Linked DNA regions of Homo sapiens: region 2 is linked to region 1. Evidence: chromatin loops called from intact Hi-C (ENCODE). Cell type or tissue: OCI-LY7. All regions are shown on one strand. Links, peaks and the distances in the headings refer to the core of each region. The heading gives the core; the rest is flanking DNA.

Region 1 (8,000 bases), core at 1-8,000:
CCTCAGCCCCCCAAGTAGCTGGGATTACAGGCTCACGCCACCATGCCTGGCTAATTTTTGTATTTTTAGTAGAGATGGAGTTTTACCATGCTCGCCAGGCTGGTCTTGAACTCCTGACCTCATGATCCACCCACCTCAGCCTCCCAAAGTGTTGGGATTACAGGCGTGAGCCACTGCACCTGGCCTCCCAAAATCTTTTATTGAGGAGACTGTCCTTTCCCCATTTGTGTTCTTGACACCTTTGTTGAAAATCAATTGACCACATATACTTAGGTTTATTTCTGGACTGTATATCCTGTTCCACTGGATGATTTCTTTTTTTTTTTTTTTTTGAGATGGAGTTTTGCTCTTGTTGCCTAGGCTGGGGCACAAAGGTGTGATCTCGGCTCACTGCAGCCTCCGCCTCCTGGGTTCAAGTGATTCTCCTGCCTAAGCCTCCCGAGTAGCTGGGATTACAGGCACGCACCACCACGCCTGGCTAATTTTTTGTATTTTTAGTAGAGACAGGGTTTCACCATGGCCAGGCTGGTCTTGAACTTCTGACCTCAGGTGATCCACTCGCCTCGGCCTCCCAGAGTGCTGGGATTATAGGCGTGAGCCACTGCGCCTGGCCTGGATGTTGTTTTTATGCCAATACGATACTGTTTTGATTACAATCACTTTATAATATATTTTGAAATCAAGGAATGTGATGCCTCCAGGCTTGTTTTGCCTTGTCCAAGATTGTTTTAGCTGTTTGGGGTCTTTTGTTGCTCCATACAAATTTTAAGATAATTTTTTTTCAATTTCTATGAAGAATGACATTGGAATTTTGAGAGGGATTGCATTGAATCTGTGGATGGCTTTGAGTAGTAGGGAGATTTTAACAATATTAGTTTTGCCAATCCATGAACATTGGATATTTTTCCATTTATTTGTGTCTTCAATTTCTTTAATTGATGTTTTATAGTTTTCAGTGTACAGCTCTTTCCTCTCCTGGTTAAATTTATTCCTAAGTATTTTTTGATACTATTATAAATAGAATTGTTTTGTTAATTTATTTTTGGACAGTTTTTTGTTAATACATAGAAACTACTTATTTTTGTATGTTGATTTTGTAATCAGCAACTGAAGGGTATTATTATTAGGCTATTGACATTTTTTGAAAATCATGGATTAAACTGGATCAAGACAAGGCTAATCAGGTGAAAACTCATTTCCAGATAGCCACATCAGTCAAAGCCTTATATATGAATTCCATAAAATACTAATAATAATGGAAATTGGACTTAAGCAGAGAGAGGACTGCTCCCTCCCCAAAGAAAGGATGTCAAAGATTTAGGAAAAGCACAGCTCAGGTTTATTCATTCATCATCTAACAAATATTTATTGATCACCCACTATGGTTATAGCTACTGTTCTAATGCTGGGGATATGGTAGCTTAAAAACAAACAAACAAAAAATTTAAATCCTTGCTCTCAAGGAGTGTTCTATAATGTGGAAAACATATAAAAACAAGCATGATAATATTCTAATGGTAATACTTACTTACTAAGAAAACATCAATCCAAAATATAAAAATGAAATATTGGAGTTCTCTGTACTTAAAATTTTATATAAGTTATGATAAAATGGAAGTGGAAATGTGAAAAATATAGTAGAGATCTTCTTACATGGTACCCCTGTGTTAGCAGATGTTCTTCTCATACACAGGGCTCCTGTTTCAGCAGATATCTTCCTCATAACATGGAGCTTTTGTTTTGGGGTCAGTTTACTTCCAAAGCGTGCACTCTCTAAAGTTGTTTACACAGAACTGAAATGTTATAATAAGCAGATTGAAGCAAAACACTAAAATACAAGCACTTTATTCTAGTGGCTGCATGATGACACCTCTCACCTCAGAATCTTCAGATAACAGGTAACCAAGAAAGAAAACATCTAGACCAGATTCAAGGACTACAGGCCTCCCAGACAGGCCATGCCAATAGCTGTCTCCTTGCTCTCTTGCTCTTCTGTTTTCGTTTTCCTACCTGAGCCCAACCTCGATTGCTCTTCCTAAAGTCCTTTTTGTCAATGGAGATTAAGGCTGATCTTGATATGAATGTAATTTGGCTTGAGTTTTAGAAACTCTTTCTGTTTAAACCCACAATTTCAATTCCAGCACAAAATACAATTAAAGGAAACTTTTGTTCTCCTGGAGCTGTTCAAGTAAAGCGACCCCCACATCTCTCTCGGCTTTCCTTTGCCTCCTCTTTCTTCCTTTTGTGCCCCTCTTTCTTCTCCTACTCTCATCTCTTCTTTCTTTCTACTTCCTCCTCCTTTTCCCTATTCCCTTTGTTTCCTTCTATGTATTGACTGGCAGCAATTTTTGATGTATTATCTAAAGTGCAAGAATAATTTTAATGAACCCAGAAAATATATTCAATCTCCTGAAGTTTATACTTTTCTGGGGAGATCAAGGAAAACATTACTAACATCAGAGAGAAATGAGAGAAGAAGGCCTTGCATTCTGAGTTCTCTGTTCTCTTTAGCGTCAGATGCTTCTCATGCGTTGCTTCAGGTCCTCCTGGTCTCCCCTGTCTCTGGGACCTGTGGCCACTTGCTTCTGCCACAGCCATCACCATGGCAACCAGTCCCAAAAGTGGACTGCAGTGGACTTCGAGTGCCGCCATCACTCTAGCTCAGCCCTTTTTCTTCTCCCTTCCCCTCCTCCCTCTTCTTCTCATCATTATTGTCCATCTATGAAGGATTCCCTTACCCACATAAATATGCAGAGACACCATCAATGTAGAATATTTCAAAAAGTCAACATCACAGGATGCAAGATCAACATACCAAAATAAATTGTATTTCTACATATTGGCAATCAACAATTGGAAATAGCTTTTTTAACAAAATGTTATGTACAATAATACAAAAAATACTTTGATATAAATCTAAAAACAATGCAAGACCCATATGCTGCAGAAATAAATGAAACAAACCCTAAATAAATGCAGAGATACATTGTGTTCATGGATTGGAAGACTCACTGTTGTTAAAATGTCCTTTCTCTCTAAACTGATCTATAGGTTCAACACAATTCTAGTCAGAATCCCAGCAGGATATTTTTGTAGAAATCAACAAGCTGACTCTAAAATATATATGGAAAAAAAACTACAATAGCCAAAGTAATTTTGAAAATGAAAAATAAAAATTTGAAGATTTACACTATCTGATTTCAAGACTGAGTTATATAGTGTAAGGCCTAAAATTTCACAGGCTGTCTTATATTTTTAAGCCTCAAGGGACCCTAAAGGCCATATTGTGAGTTCCCTGCTTTCAGCAGATGTGACCCTGTGCTGAACCAGCTGCACACCACCTGGTCCTCAATCTGACAGACTTCAGTTCCCTGCCAGCCGCAAATCATTAAAACAAGGCAGTATCGTCCTCACATAGTAACCAGGGGCACCCTGTGCTGTTGATATTCAAAGCCTGCCTCTCTCTTGCTGCCCCTGCTTGTTCATCTGTTCCCAAGTGCACCCCGGTGTGGCCCTGTGTGGTGTGCAGTGTCCTCCCGCAGGACCATGAGTAGATGTGGGTAATAAAATGCTGCCCATCTATCTGCCCAGTGTTGCGATGTGTTCAACCATCTCATTCTGTTTAGGGCAGTGGATGCCTTCCTCACTAATGAGGTGAATACGAGGTCATCATAGCACTATAAAACCACAGTAATCAAGCCAGTTTGCTATTGGTGAAGGAAAAAAAGAGTACAGAAATAGACCCACATGTATGTGCACGGCCACTTGATTTTCCATAGAGATACAAATTCAATTTTGTGAAGAAAGAATACACTTTTCAACAATAGTGTTTTTTTATATTAAAAAAAGAACTTAAATTCTTAATTTGCTCCATATACAAAAATTAATTAACTCAAAACAAATCATAAACCTAAATGCAAAGATTGAAACCATAAAACTCTTGCAAAAAATATAGGAGAAAATGTTTGTAATCTTGGGTTAGGGAAGGGCAAAGTTTTCTTAAATACAACATCAAAATCACAACTCATAAGAGAAAAAACTGATAAATTACACTTCATCAAAATGAAGAACTTCTGCTCTTCAAAATCCAGTGTTAATACAATAAAAAGGCAAGCCACAAATTGGAATAAAGTATTTACAAACTATATATCTGATTAAGGACTTGTATCCAGTATTTATGAAGAACTCTTAAAACTCAATACTAAGGAAACATCTCATTTTTTTTAATGGGCAAAATTTTTGAATAGACACTTTACCAAAGAAGATATACAGATGATGAATAAACACATTAAAAGATGTTTAACATCACAGTCATTAGGTAAGTGCAAGTTAAAAACCGGAGATGACTACTATATACTTCTTAGAATGAAAAAAAGAAGGAAGGAAGGAGGGAGGGAGGGATGGAGGGAGGGATGAAAGGAAGGAAGGAAGGAAGGGAAGGCATTCCAAATGCTGAGGAAATATGGAGATGTAGAACACTTGGAATTCAAATACATTTCTGGCGGGAATGTACAATTATATAGACACTTTGAAAAATAATCTTCCAACATATTATAAATTTGACCATATACTTACTATTCAGTCCAGGAATCCCACTGGGTGATATTTCCTCCGGTGAAGTGAAAATTTGACTTTAAAATTTTAAGCAAATGTTTAAAGCAGGTTTATTCGTCATTGCCCCAACTGGAAGCAACTTCAATGTCTTTCAGCAAACTTGGTCCCTGGATGGACTACACAGGTCAACAATAGAAAGCAACAAACTATGGGTACATGCAAGAGCATCTCAATTCAGCATTATGTTAAGTGAATTCAGACAGTATCAGAATGCTACATACTATATGATTATATTTACAATAATTAGTGAAACTGTAAGGGTAGAAAGTGCATCATTGCTCACCATGGGGTGGAGGATCAGGGGAGTGGCTGACTACAATGACCATGGAGAATTTGGTGGGCTGATGGAACTTTACATTTTGACAGTAGTGGTAGTTAAATGACTGTATGGATTTGTAAGAAATTGAGAAATTATACATGCAAAAATTTTACTCTGTGTAACTTATAATCTAATAAGAAAAAAAATGATTTAAAAAGAGCCAGCGACCACAGTGGTAACACATTGGAATTTTCCTCTCACTGTTTCACTGTTTGTTTTGGGGGCTCTACTGAAGAGTAGAGAGATCAGAGCAGTAGATTCTGGTTTTGCTGTACCACTAAGCAGCCACAGGTTCTCAAGATCATGATGACTTTCCCCAAGAGCTATTGTGGAGGCCAAATCAGATAATGTTTCAGAGACAGTTTCACAATATAAGAAGCCCTATACTTGACAAAGTACAGTTATAATTATGTATAATATTTGGCAGTGATAAATTCTTCATAGCATTTTCCTGTTTCATATCTCATAATCATTCATTAATTTGGCAAATATTACTTGAATATTTTGGCACACTCTTGTCCCCAAAGTGTTCTAGCTCCAGGGAATGATAGATAAGTAAGCTACAGTCCACTGCCCTTGGGGAATTCAGAATCAAGGGTGACAGGTAGACTTATCAACAAGTCCTGTAATAACATATGATGAAGCTGGTACAGAGATAAATATGAGATAAAAAGAAGTGGTTCCCAAAAGAATGATTAAAGTTCTCCTCCAGGGGTGGACCTTGGAAAGTAATCCAAGAACTTGGAAAGTCTTAGATATCATTTATAGGAGTTTAGAATTTAACCTATAGGTGGAAGGGAGCCACTGAGGGTTTTAAGTAGTGGTGGCAACACAGCAGATGACGTTTTAGAAACATTATCTGGCAACGGTGTGAATTTTTGTGCACATACGTGTTGGGGTGTGGATATGCATGTGTGTGAGAAGGGATTTGGGCATTGGAGGCAGAAAGACAGGTCAGAGACTTGTCAAAGTTAAATAAAATATGTAGAGATGAATCCCTCAACTTAATCGTCAGATTTCATTTGGGATACAAGAATTGCAATTCGGGGAAGAGTCACAGACCAGATGGTCTTTGGTATGTCTGAGAAACAAAGAGAAGGTTTTATAAAGAAGGGAAATGTTATGTATTGTCTTGTGAGAAAGTTCTTTGGTATTAGTAAAGTTTTGGAAAGCTGGAAAGCTCTGATTGGTTACTGACAGCAGTGGGTAAAATTAGTCATAGAATTGCAGCAGGTGGTTGCAGCAAATATTAGATAAAACCAGTTTCGGGTTACAGCAGGTAGTTTCAGCACCTGGACTTGCAGAGAATTACATTTTTGGAGCAATGTTGTGTGCCCTGAGTGTTTTTTTCCCCCAGCTTCTCAGCTGTTTCAGTTGGGTATAACAAGAATGACCCAATTTGTATGATCGACTTTCACAGACTGTTGGGTGAAAAACAATGAGAATCCAAACTAAGGCAATTGCAGAGCGATTTTAGAAAAGGAGACTGCTTCAAGAAATATTTTGGGAGTAAAATCAGCGAGGCTTATTGTCTAATTCCATGTTGAGGAATGGGAGACAGAAGCTAACTCAGTGGATGAAGATACCGTTTAAACAGTGTAAGGCCGGTACGAGGAAGCTCGGATTTGGTACAGAAGAGGGAAGAGGAGGAAGGGGAAGGGAAAATGTTTGACAGGTTTGTGTTTGAAATCCTGAGATCAATGTGTGTGTAAATGGATCTATGGTTTAGAAAAGAAATCTTAGAGACACAAAGTTGGGTGTTATCAGAATACTGGAAATAGATAAAGCCACATATACAATAACTTACTTTTCTCGTTCCCTAGTTGGAAGAAATAACCAAAGACACAAGTAATATTCACCCGGTGATCAGATATCACAGTGAAATGACAAAGTATCATGCCTTAGTTTTTGCGAGTGTAGATTTTGTTCAGTCCTTGTCTTCCATTCTGTCCTTCAAGCATGTGTTTTGTTGTGTTTTTGAGTCTCCCTCTTCCACTAGATTGTGAACTATTTCAGAGAGGCTTATTTCTTTCTTACCTTCAGCTTTAAGCCTCGTGCCTGGCACACAGCAGACACTCAAGTTTTTAAGTGATGTGACGACTGGTGATTATCTATTGACTTTCCCCCGTCTCGTTACATAGAGCATACTAATTTGCAAATGAAAAAAGTGGGCTTATCTATGCTAACCCCTTGGCTGGAGTTAAACTATAATTCATAATTTATTTTCAATATTAACCCTCATTAAAATATATAGGGTACTGCCAACATTTTTAGAAACTCTTACCAAATGTAAATCGAGTTCAACACCTGGTTCATTCATTTTTTAAAAGTAATATTGTTTTTCTTTGTTTTCATAAGATTTAAAACAAACCATCATTACTGCCTCAATCTTATTCACCCAGTGTTTTTTGGTGAAGTATTTGAAATGTATTGCTGTCTTTCAAGGACACTATTAGAAGGCCTTCTGAGCCAGAGGAGGCTGCCTTCTGCTTATCGGTCTTGTTATCAGTGACAGTCATTGTGGAGGATGTAAGTTGAGAAATAGGAGAGGCATCACTTTGACCACAACTGTGTGTCAGTCTCCTGAATGATTTTCCCTCCTGTTTTGAAGTATCTGATAATGACTTCTTAGAGGGTCTGGAAAGAAAACACCTTCTCTCTGCATTTCCCTTAGATACTCTGCATAAGCTGGCCTTGTATGAATGCAATAATTTTCCAACCAATTGTGGCTGGTGTCACAACCAATTCAATGCACTTCTGAGATTGTTTATCCAGATGGAATAGAAAAATGTGGTGCAGGGCTGCTGCATGGGACCCGGGAGCCAGAATGGCTGACTTTTACCCTGACCTCACTTTGTGCTTGTAGACAGAGTGGGAATCCAGGTTCTTGGAGCTCTCCTGTCACCCCTGGGCTAGAGAACAAAGCCCTTGGAGGATGCCTACGAAGAATGTTGAGAACAAGTGCGATCTTTAGCCCAACCTCTTTTTTAAAAGCATTATTTGAGCATGTTCAGGTTGCTTTAATATAATTTGTTTGATTGTTCTTGTTTTTGTAGGGTGTATTGCA
Region 2 (10,948 bases), core at 1,717-9,716, 560 kb before region 1:
ACCTTCTCACAATAAAGACTCAGAGCCAGGAATAAAAGAGACAGACATCTGTTTTTAACTCTCTTAAATCCTTATGTGGGCTCTTGTCACCCCTAAAAGCCTCTGAAGTCCTAATAGATTGCTGAATGAGATGTCTTATGCAGACAGCCTTCTCCCAGGGCAGGAAAACATAGTCACCATCTGGCACAGACCAGAGCCCATGCCTCATGCACATCTGTAGATGCTCAGATTTTGTCTATTAGGGTGAGCCTGTGGGGAGCGGGATTCTTCATACAACAGGCTGTTTTCCCCATAGAATATTTGCAAGAGAGACACTTTTTTCCCCTCCCTCCTTAACTGCATTGCAAAATGTATGTTCCATGGAAAATTCTCCAACTAACACTTAATCAAACGGCCCAACTGGCCACTTTTCCTCTCAGCTGGCCTCCAGCTTTGAAGATAATCACTGGCACCTGGCCTGGGAGTCTGGAGCTCAGACGCGGGTTGGGAAATTCTCCTGTCATGGCTGCTACAGCTTGGGAGTCCTAGGATGTCTGCTGTCTGAACTTCCAGTGTCACCAATTAGATACCTAACGATTTTATTTGGTTGTCGCAGTGATTAAAACAGTGGGCCAAGTATTGTAGATGAATTAGGTCTTGCCTCCTCCAGTATTGCTGTGTGGTCGAATGATGGGATCCTTGTCGCTGTCTTTGCTGAGCGCAGCATGCTCCAGTGAAGTCAGCCTTGGCTGGAACCTGAGCGTGGGGCCGCAGCTGAGGCACTTCAGCATTTGTTGAGGAATGGACAAGACAGACCTGCCGTTGATGGTCTGTTGAACCGCTCCCCGTCTCACTATTCCATGAGTCCTTCCAGGATCACTCAGATGGATGGAGGGTTGTGTCTAAAAATGATAATGGCTGCTTAAACTATGGCAATAACTTGTATGTACATATATTTTCTTCCAAGAAGTAAAATCTGCTTTATAGATGGTATTTCAATAATCTTCCTCCTTTTTCTTTGGAATTTTAAATGATGTGGCCTATAAAACTGGAAAGGCAGCAAAACAATAATTTGCTTTGATAAAAATTTCAATATTATTGTTTCCCTTTTCTTGAGGAATTCTTTTTTTTTTTTGATAAATTGCAGTTTCTTTGGGCACCAATAGTGTAAGACTGTCATCATTTCTCTTATGTGAAAATAATAGACTTTGTCTATTTTTACTTCCTCTATTCAGTCAACCCAAATTTTCTTTTTTTCCCCTTTTCTCACATTTCTTTACCTATTTCTAGAGCTTTCTGATCAATGTTGATTGACCAGTCTCCAACATTTCCTATGAAATGGAAGAAGAAAGTCAATAGCCTCTTGTTTCAAGTCTACACTCCTTTGCCCAGTTCTCTTCTTCTTTTTCTTCTTCTTCTTCTTCTTTTTTTTTTTTTTTTTTTTTTTTTTAGACAGAGTCTCCCTCTGTTGCCCATGCTGGAGTGTGCAGTGGTGCGATCTCGGCTCACTGCAACCTGCGCCTCCCGTGTTCAGGCAATTATCCTGCCTCAGCCTACTGAGTAGCTGGGATTTCAGACACCCGCCACCATGCCTGGATAATTTTTGCATTTTTAGTAGAGGTGGGGTTTGCCATGTTGGTCAGGCTGGTCTTGAACTCCTGGCCTCAACTGATCTGGCCACCTCAGCCTCCCAAAGTGCTGGGAATAAAGGCAAGAGCCACTGCGCCCAGCCGCTTATTCTTTTTTTCTCTTTCTCTCTCCTTCTTTTCCTTCAAATGGTTCAAAAATGCAGTCATTAAAACATTAATCTCTGCCTCCTACCTGATTCCCACAGCCCCACTTCTAAGACAATCATGACGAAGAATTTGCTGTGTCTTTCAGATATTTTCCCACACATGCACACGCAGTCCTGTGTCGCCCTCTAAAGAAGCAATAAATGGCATGCTGTTGTCAGTGCTCTGAGCTCTGACTTTCCACTCAATGCTCTGTCTTGAGGATGGTTCCCAGGCAGCACAGGGGGGCCTACCTCACCCTCTCTCTTGGCTCCCAGCTGGCTTCCAGAGCACCATAATCAGCTCCATCTTTCCCTCCTGAACATTACCCTCATGGTCCTCAGCATCCTTGAGTGTGTTGGGCTGGTTTTCTCCTGTTCTTCAAGGTTTTGTGTTTATTCCTACTCTGATGTCTTAGCCACATTTCCTCTTCCCCTGTTTGGCACCTTTAATCCAGTGCATGAGTTGTCCAGCTCCAGCCCTGTCCCTTTATAAGGCCATCAGGGCTGTGCTAGGCAGGTGGTACTCCCCAGGAACGCAATTAGGGCTTACAGTGGCCACTTTAAACCAGCACTCAAAATGTTTCCTTCGCTTCCTCTTGTTTTCCCTGGGCAGAGCCTTAAGTCCTTATGACAAATTGGATCATTGTCCACATGGATCATGGGCAGGGACATCAACAATCTTGTTCCTTCAAAGTACTGAGCACAGTGCCAGGAACGAATTTTGTTTCATGAATCCTCAGAGGGATGGCCATGTCTACCAGCCTTCCCTTGTAGATTGTGAGTGTTTTTAGGGAAGGGGCTCTGGCCTGCTTTTGCCCAGGCCACCCGGATCCCAAGGCATGCTCCAGATGCTTACCCCAAATAAACTGAGTCTCACTTTTATTGATCTCTTTGTTAATCTTTTATTTATTGTCATTTTAAAAAGTCTGAAGCCATGGTTTTATTTTACTCTGTGTTAGGATTTTCCCAGGTTGCTCATAAAATTCTAACATTTTTGTAATCGTTGACTTAGACAACATTGCATCAGATACAGGCATTTTTTCATGTCCATTAAAAGACATACCAAGATCAGAATCGAGAGCAATTCAAGATGCACAATTTTAGAGAAGGAAGAGACTTCAGCATCATTTCACACAGTTTTGTTTTATAGATGGGGCCCTGTAAGTCAGAGAGCCCCAGCTTGATGGAGATGAGAATTCAGGCCTTGCCGTCCAGGCTGTGTGCTCTATTTGGTCACTCTGCTGTCTCTGTTCAGCTCATTCTTGACCCCCCGCCCACTGTGTACTAAGACTCTCTAATTTCCATCATGTAATGGGGCCTCCTCCATCTCTTCCTTCTCAGAAGGCAGAAGCATTTGCAAGCATTTCAGCAGATGGAATTCATTGGTTAGGCATTGGTGGCTTTCTTGGTTAGGAGGGAGTAATGCTGCTTGGTAGTTCTGCTGCAGATCAAAGTCCAAAACATCACTTGGAAAGCCTCCCATTGCTGTTTGAAAGTTCTGCCTCTTGAGATAATTTTCTTGATGTCATTTTTCTTTAGAGAATCCTTCAGTCCCAGGGAAACAAACCTTGAGAGGCTATAGTTTAGCCAAATGATAAAGAGCTGGCATATTCTAAATAAATTAATTTGCTGTCTCCACTTAAGGTGAGTCCTCTTGAGTTTCCTTCACCCTGTCGGTGGGTGCTGAGGGTTTGTGATCATTCTCATGTGAAGGAAGAATCTTTTTCTCATGCAAGTTTATATTCCAGCTTTCAAAGACAAAAAAATCTCTGAATAAAAACAGTGATAGAATATTTTTTTTGGCAGACAAGGCCCCATTGAAGTGGAAATTTGAGTGTCAGGACTAAGGAATAATTAAAGATGTGTATGAGATGATTGCAACTGGTAGATGAAATGTGGGAAAAAAGGATAAAAATATATTTGGAAAGACAGAGGTAACAAACATGTCTCTTTATTTTCTAATCAATGTTTGCATTCACAAAATGTTTTAGAGGAAATGAAGTATAATACAACAAATATTATTAAATGCTGCCAGAACTCTTTCTTAAGGACAATAACAGCTAATATGTACTCTCTAAGTACATAGCAGTTTAATAAATGTTTGCTGATCCCATTTCAGAAGTGGTGCAACAAACTTTATTAAACTCCCTGTGCTTTTACTAATCTTTTAGAGACACTTTTTTTTTCAGTATGATCTCTTAGGTACCATAAGATGCAACTGTAAGCATAAACTCATAGACACAAATAATAACTATTAGAATATTGGTTCTTTTTTACAGCTTGAAAGGTTATTCTAATTTTCTGTTGAAGGACTGAATGAATTAGAAAAAGGAGGTAATTCGAGATATCTAGATAACTATTGTCTATAGAGGACTGGAGAAAGAATGCTAATTTATTTTCTTGTTTAGACATGTAGATGGCAAACAATTTGTATCCAAATTGTATGTCAATATTTAAGATGTCTCAAATCAACATTAGTGTTATCTAGTTTTGGGGATGCTATGTGACTAAAGATGCTGATTGCATGAACGAAGGTATTTGCTTTCACCTGTTGATGAAGTGTGACTGCTTCACAAGCCATATGCATGTAACAAAGGTCTAGTGTTATAAACGTCCCTCCCCTTGTTGCTGTTAGATTCGGCTGGAATTAATGCTGTATCTCTGGACTGCCACTGAAAATATAACTCCTGAAAGATGGATTATTTTGTTATGGCAACACAATTGCTATTCGGTCCCTAGTAGATCTAGGAAAGACATTGATAGTTACCACTGAATCATAAAAAATGGGAAATCTTTGCTATTGAGGTCACAGATCAGGACCTTTCCCATTCTTCTATTCTCTAGTGACTCTCTTTTTCTCTGTCTTGTCCACTTTAGCACAGAAATTATATCTTTTCCGTGGGATAAGGAAACTTATCTTTACTATGGAGTAAGGACACTTTAGGGAACGTGCTAAATGCAGCTCAGCAGTGAGCTTGACACAGATTTGGAATATTAAACCTTTTGGATCAGTGCCTCTCATACCTGCACACTCCATTTCCACATGGTGGCAGCTGCAACCCTAGAAATGGGAAAGCAAGTGCCAGTCAGCAGGACAGGAGGGAGGCAACCTCAGAATTTAGAAGCTTGTGTGATAGTCATGAACCTCCTTCTAGAACAATCCCATCGTGAGGAAAGTTGGTATTGTTGTGCTAAATTTTCATGGTGGACCTGTCTGGAATTTTAGGAGTGTAATCTTCTCATTTCCTTTAGAAAAAAAAAAAAAGCCAGCTAGAAAGGGAGGATGCACCATGCTAAAAATTACCTAATGAAACCGAATGCAACTGAGAAAAATACTTGGACTTGGTTGTTTCAACAACCTGTTCTTCCCTTGTGAAATAAAATCAGCCACACTGCTGTGTAGAATGTAATAAAGATGGGGAGTGTCCTGCTTTTAACAGTGTGCTGGGAGAATGTGTTTCTGTGCCAGTCCCTGTAAGGTTATGTGATATGCTAAGTTTTGCAAGCCTGGTTCCTTTCCTGGCAAGGGAAAACCGATAAGATAAGGGAAAACCATTTTGCTATGGACTTGCCCCAAGATGCATTCATAATGTCACAGCTCCCTTAGTCTAGCTGGGCCTCGCTGGGGCTGCCTCAAGCTGTTGGCCATTCTGTTATCTGGTCCACTCTGCTATTTTGTTATGGCAACACAATTGCTATTCGGTCCCTGGTAGATCTAGGACAGACATTGATAGTTACCACTGAGGCATAAAAAATGGGAAATCTTTGCTATCGAGATCACAGATCAGGACCTTTCCCATTCTTCTCTTCTCCAGTGACTCTCTTTTTCTCTCTGTCTTGTCCACTTTAGCACAGAAATTATATCTTTTCTGCAGGATGAGGAAACTTATCTCTACTATAGAGTAAGGACACTTTAAGGAACATGCTAAATGCAACTCAGCAGTGAGCTTGACACAGATTTGGAACGCCGTTAGTTTCAGTGTGATTTGCAGGCCCAGAAAAATAACAACAGCTTCGCATTCTGCAGTCTAAGTTACAGAGGTTTTCCTGGTAGAAGTGGATATTTGAGGTCAGGAGTAAGAGTTTTAATTAAAAATGCTTTTTAAAAACACTTTTATGTATACAATTAGAAATGTATAAAATTTAGAAAAAGACATAAATACAAAAAATACCTCTTTCATAATGGTTTCACTTCTCTTGTTTTGAAGCATGCGAAGTAAAAAGTGAAACTCTCTTTTCTTTCCCTCTGATCCTGAAAGTAACCACAGCTGGCAGTTGAACAGCCATCACCCCACCTGTTCCCTAGGCCTCCGTGTCCCACTGGACATATATGCGAAGATCTAGTTTTATAGTATTTTAGTATGTTGGATCATACTATGCATATCATTTGACAGCATCTCTTTTTACTTAAGTTTTGACATGTATATTTTTCCAAGTCAGTTCATATAAATCTACTGTGTATATGTATATGCTAAAAGTTACTAAGTCTCATACTTTTGATGAATCTGCAGGTTAATTTTGAGAAGGGTACATTATAAATAACAAACATTTAGACCATAGAGATCATCTATTTCTCTTTCTATAAATGAGGAAATTGAAACCCAGAAAGGCTGAATGACTCCCATAATTAATAGAGAATCATCAACAGAATACACGTATATTTCCTGCTTTCTATTACCTTATGTGTTTAGGCATGAGAACTCAATCTGTGTTACAAAAAACACAAGGATCTGGGCCGGGCGTGGTGGCTCACACCTGTAATCCCAGTACTTTGGGAGGCCAAGGCAGGCAGATCACAAGGTCAGGAGATCGAGACCATCCTGGCTAACACGGTGAAACCCCGTCTCTACTAAAAATACAAAAAATTAGCTGGGCGTGGTGGCGGGTGCCTGTAGTCCCAGCTACTCGGGAGGCTGAGGCAGGAGAATGGCGTGAACCCGGGAGGCGGAGCTTGCAGTGAGCCGAGATCTCGCCACTGCACTCCAGCCTGGGCCACAGAGCAAGACTCCGTCTCAAAATAAATAAATAAATAAATAAATAAATAAATAAAAGGATCTGAGAGAGCTCGTGGGAGGCTAGAGAGGCAAAGAAGCCTTCATCATTCACTCCTTCACTGAGGTTCTATTCTAGTTGCTAGGGACACATCACGCAAGAAAACAGAAAACAACCTCTACCCTCAGGAAGCTCACAGTTCAGTGGCATGGGCAGGAGGCAGATATAAACAAAACAAGTAAATAACATACGTTATATTGGAAAGTGATAAAATCCATGGAGAAAAATTAAGGAAGAGATAGGTGGGGTAGGTGGGCAATATTGTAATTTTAAGTGAGGGGGTTATTCAGAGAAGCCCTCATTGATAAGGTGACTTAAAATAACTTGAGGTGTATTGACATACAAAATACACGGATTTGAAGTGAACTCTTTTGACAAATGTGTACACTCAAGAAGCAGTCACCACAATCAAGATAAGGAACATTTCCACCACTCTCAGTAGTTTCCTCATCCCCCTTGGTAACCCATCTCACTTATCTCCCTGTCTCCCCCCCACAGCAACCGTTGATGTGCTTCTTGTCACTATATAGCAGCAGGAATTTTCTAGATACTAATATAAATGAAATCTTATGAGACGTACTTTTTTGGGAGGGATATGGCTTCTTTCACTCAGCATAATTATTTTGAGTTTCAACCCTCTCATTGAGTGTTTCAATAATAGTTTATTCTTTTTTATTGCTGAGTAGAATTTCATTATCTATTAACCTTTTGATGGACATGTAGATTGTTCCTAGTTTTCAGCTGTTCTAAACAAAGCTGCTATGAATATTTGCGTACATGTCTTTGTGTGGACATGTGCTTTGTTTGTCCTGGATGAAGCCTAGGAATGAAACGATTGTGTGATACAGTAGCTACGAGTTTAACACTTCTAAGAAATTGCCAAGCTCTTTTCTTTTATTTCTTTTTTGAGACAGGTCTCACTCTGTTGTCCAGGCTGGAGTGCAGTGGTGAAATCTTGGCTCACTGTAGCCTCAACCTCCCAGGCTCCATCTATCCTCCCACCTCAGCCTCCAGAGTAGCTTGGCCTACAGGCATGTGCCAACATGCCTGGCTAATTAAAATTTTTCTTTTTTTTTTTTTTGTAGAGACAGGGTCTCACTATGTTGCCCAGATTGGTCTCAAACTCTTGGGCTCCAGTGATCCTCCCACCTCGGCCTCCAAAGTGCTGGGATTATAGGTATGAGTCACTGTGCCCAGCCTCCAAAATCTCTTCTAAAGTGGCTATAATATTGCTGATTCCCACCAGCAGTCCATGAAGTCTCAATTGCTGTAAATCCTCATTAATGCTTGAGGTGATTAGTCTTTTTAATTTTAGACATTTTCAAATGTATGTAGTGGGATCTTATCGAGGTTTTAATTTGCATTTCCCTAATGAATATTGATATTGAATATCTTTTCATGTGCTTGTTTGCCTTCTTATATATTTTTTTGATGATCTCTCTATTAAGATCTTTTGCCATGTTTAAACACTAGGGTTGTTTTCCCTTGCAGAGTTTTGAGAGTTCTTTAAATGTTCTGAATACCTTTAGTACGTCTTTTATCAGAAAAGTAATTTGCAAATAATTTCTCCTAGTCTATGGCTTATCTTTTCATTCCCTTAGAAGTGTCTTTTGAGAGTTCTTAAGTTTGACAAAATCCAATTGACTATATTTCTAAGGCTTTTGTTGTTGGTAAGAAATTGTTGTCTAGCCCTCAGATTACAGATTTTCCCTTATGTTTTTTTCTGAAAGTTTTATAGTTTAATGTTTTGCATTTATCATCTTTTTTGACTAATTTTTGTGTATGGTGTGAATTATGAATTACGACTCTAAAATTCATAATAGTGTCCAATTGTTTCAGCATCATTTGTTGAAGACACCATTCTTTCTCCATTGACTTGATTTTGTAACTTTGTGGAAAATAAATTGGCCCAGCACAAATGGGTTTATTCTGTGACTCTGTTCTGTTCTGTTTGTCTTTATGTCTATCAGTTCACGAATGCAAGACTCTCTTGGTTATTGTAGCTTTGTAATAATCTTGATATCAGGTAATGTAAGTCCTCTCACTATATTCTTTTTCAAAGTTATTGTTGGAATTAGGTACTCTAAGTTGTTTGCATTCCACGTGAATTTTTGAGTCATCTTGTTAATTTCTACAGAAATCCCTGCTTATTGATACTGAGTCTTTTGATCTATGAAGATGGTATATGCCTCCACTTATGTAGGTCTTCTTTAATTTTCTGTCAGCAATATTTTCTAGTTTTCAGTGTATAAGTATTTTACATTTTTCTCAGATTTATTTCAAAGTAACTTTTGTTTTCTGATTCTGTTGTAAATGGGATTTCTTAAAAAGTTTAAATTTCTCATTGTTAGTTAACATGTAGAAATACAATTGACTTTATATATCTTATATTCAGCAACATTGCTAAGCTCCCCTATTTGTTCTCATGACTTTTATTTTTTTGAGATTCCATGGGATTTTTTAAATAGACAATCATGTTTTCTGTGAATAAAGAATGTTTCTCCTTTTCAATCTAGACACATTTTATTTCTTTGTCTTGCTTTATTGTACAGGGTAGAAATTCTAGTACAAAGTTGGATATGAGTGGTGAGAATGGGTATCTTTGCCTTATTCCTGATCTTACTGGGAAGCCATACAGTCTTTCACCATAAACTGACATTCTTATTACGTTTATGAATTACGTTGGATATAGGTTTTTAAAATAAATACCCTTTATCAGGTTAAGAAAGTTTTCTTTTATTTCTAATTTATGAGAGTTTTATCAATAACACTTTGTATTTTTTCAAAAATTTTTTCTAAATCTATAGACATAATTGTTTTTTTCTATGAATTATTACCTTATTTTGTTATAATATAATGAATTATATTGATAGATTTTTAATGTTAAAACAGTCTTGCATTCTTGAAATAAACCATACTTGGTCATGACGTATTTATGTATTTTTGGACTTGATTTGCTGAAATTTTGTTTATAATTTTAAATCTATACTCATCTGAAATACTGGTCTGTATTTTCTTTATAAGGTCTTTGTCTAGTTTTGTTATCAAATTAATGCTGGCCTCATAGAATGAGTTAGGAAGTATCCCTCCCTCTTTAATTTTATTGAAAAATTTGTGTGCAGTTGGTATTATTTCTTCCTTAAATATTTGGTAGCCTTTGGCCAGGCACGGTGGCTCACACCTGTAATCCCAGCACTTTGGGAGGCCGAGGCAGGCGGATCACAAGGTCAGGAGATTGAGACCATCCTGGCTAACACGGTGAAACCCTGTCTCTACTAAAAATACAAAAAATTAGGCAGGCGTGGTGGCGGGCACCTATAGTCCCAGCTACTTGGGAGGCTGAGGCAGGAGAATGGCGTGAACCCGGGAGGTGGAGCTTGCAGTGAGCCAAGATCGCGCCACTGCACTCCAGCCTGGGTGACAGAGCGAGACTCTATCTCAGAAAAAAAAAAAAATTTGGTAGCCTTTGTGTGTGTGAAGGGTTTGAACTATAATTCCTGCTTTCAAATAGATACAGGACTATACAAGGTTACTTATTTTTCTTTAGTGAATTTTGGTAGTTCTCATTTCTTAACAGATTTGGCCATTTCATCCAAGTTATCACATTCATTATTATTTATTGTTTGGAGACAAACCTGATTCTAACTGATACAAAATTTGATTTCTGGCATTGTAAATGGCTCGTCACTACTTTTAGCACCAAGTTGACTATGAGATATGAACAGTACACTGGGCATGATAAGGAATGGATGAGTCAGTCCTACAATAACATTTTAAAGTAAAAGACGACTCAAGGGAACTTGATATAGTTATCCAAGTAGTGCATAACTAGTTAGACCAAAGCGAGAGCCAGTTCGAGAAGATTGGTTTTATTTGTTGTTGCTGCTTTATTTTGTCATTTTGCCTCTAAGCTGTTTCTAGATATCTCAGAAGCTCCGCCTCCTGGACTGTGTGTAACGTGTCTTGTACAGTGGGTAAGCAGTTAACCTGGAGGCAGAAGTTCCTCATGTTTGTAGGTTTGAGGTCTGTATCATAACATTGTAGGGAGATGACCTTTTATCACAGCACAGACATTCTGTGAAAATAGGACATTGTAATTTTAAAAATGGGTCTTCCCCCGGAAAGGGAAAGACAAAGCTTTCC

What was found. Hi-C counts contacts between places; a loop is a spot of excess contacts. Peaks named below come from ENCODE experiments on the same cell type or tissue, not always from the same donor. Only the 100,000 strongest peaks of a DNase experiment are listed, where the experiment ranks them.
Region 2: a loop joins it to region 1, with 5 times the contacts of the local background. A loop is called at or near these places in 1 of 110 quality-filtered maps.

The regions. Positions count from the first base shown.
Region 1 is chr18:10,949,302-10,957,301 of GRCh38, reverse strand. The region is part of intron 3 of PIEZO2 (piezo type mechanosensitive ion channel component 2); the gene reads left to right. Among named protein-coding and RNA genes, the nearest start is that of MIR6788, 190 kb to the right of the region's middle. RefSeq lists enhancers at 5,155-5,304, 7,537-7,696. In OCI-LY7, for the core only: CTCF peaks have their summits at 3,363 and 3,596; DNase peaks (open chromatin) are centred at 3,351, 5,541, 6,211 and 7,521; H3K4me3 peaks cover 3,216 bases; H3K27ac peaks cover 6,436 bases.
Region 2 is chr18:11,506,689-11,517,636 of GRCh38, reverse strand. LINC01255 (long intergenic non-protein coding RNA 1255) reads right to left here. Exons shown (of 4, transcript NR_110779.1): 4 at 10,654-10,880. Among named protein-coding and RNA genes, the nearest start is that of LINC01255, 24 kb to the right of the region's middle. In OCI-LY7, for the core only: a CTCF peak has its summit at 4,795 (motif pointing right); DNase peaks (open chromatin) are centred at 4,816, 5,726 and 6,026; H3K4me3 peaks cover 1,224 bases; H3K27ac peaks cover 1,813 bases.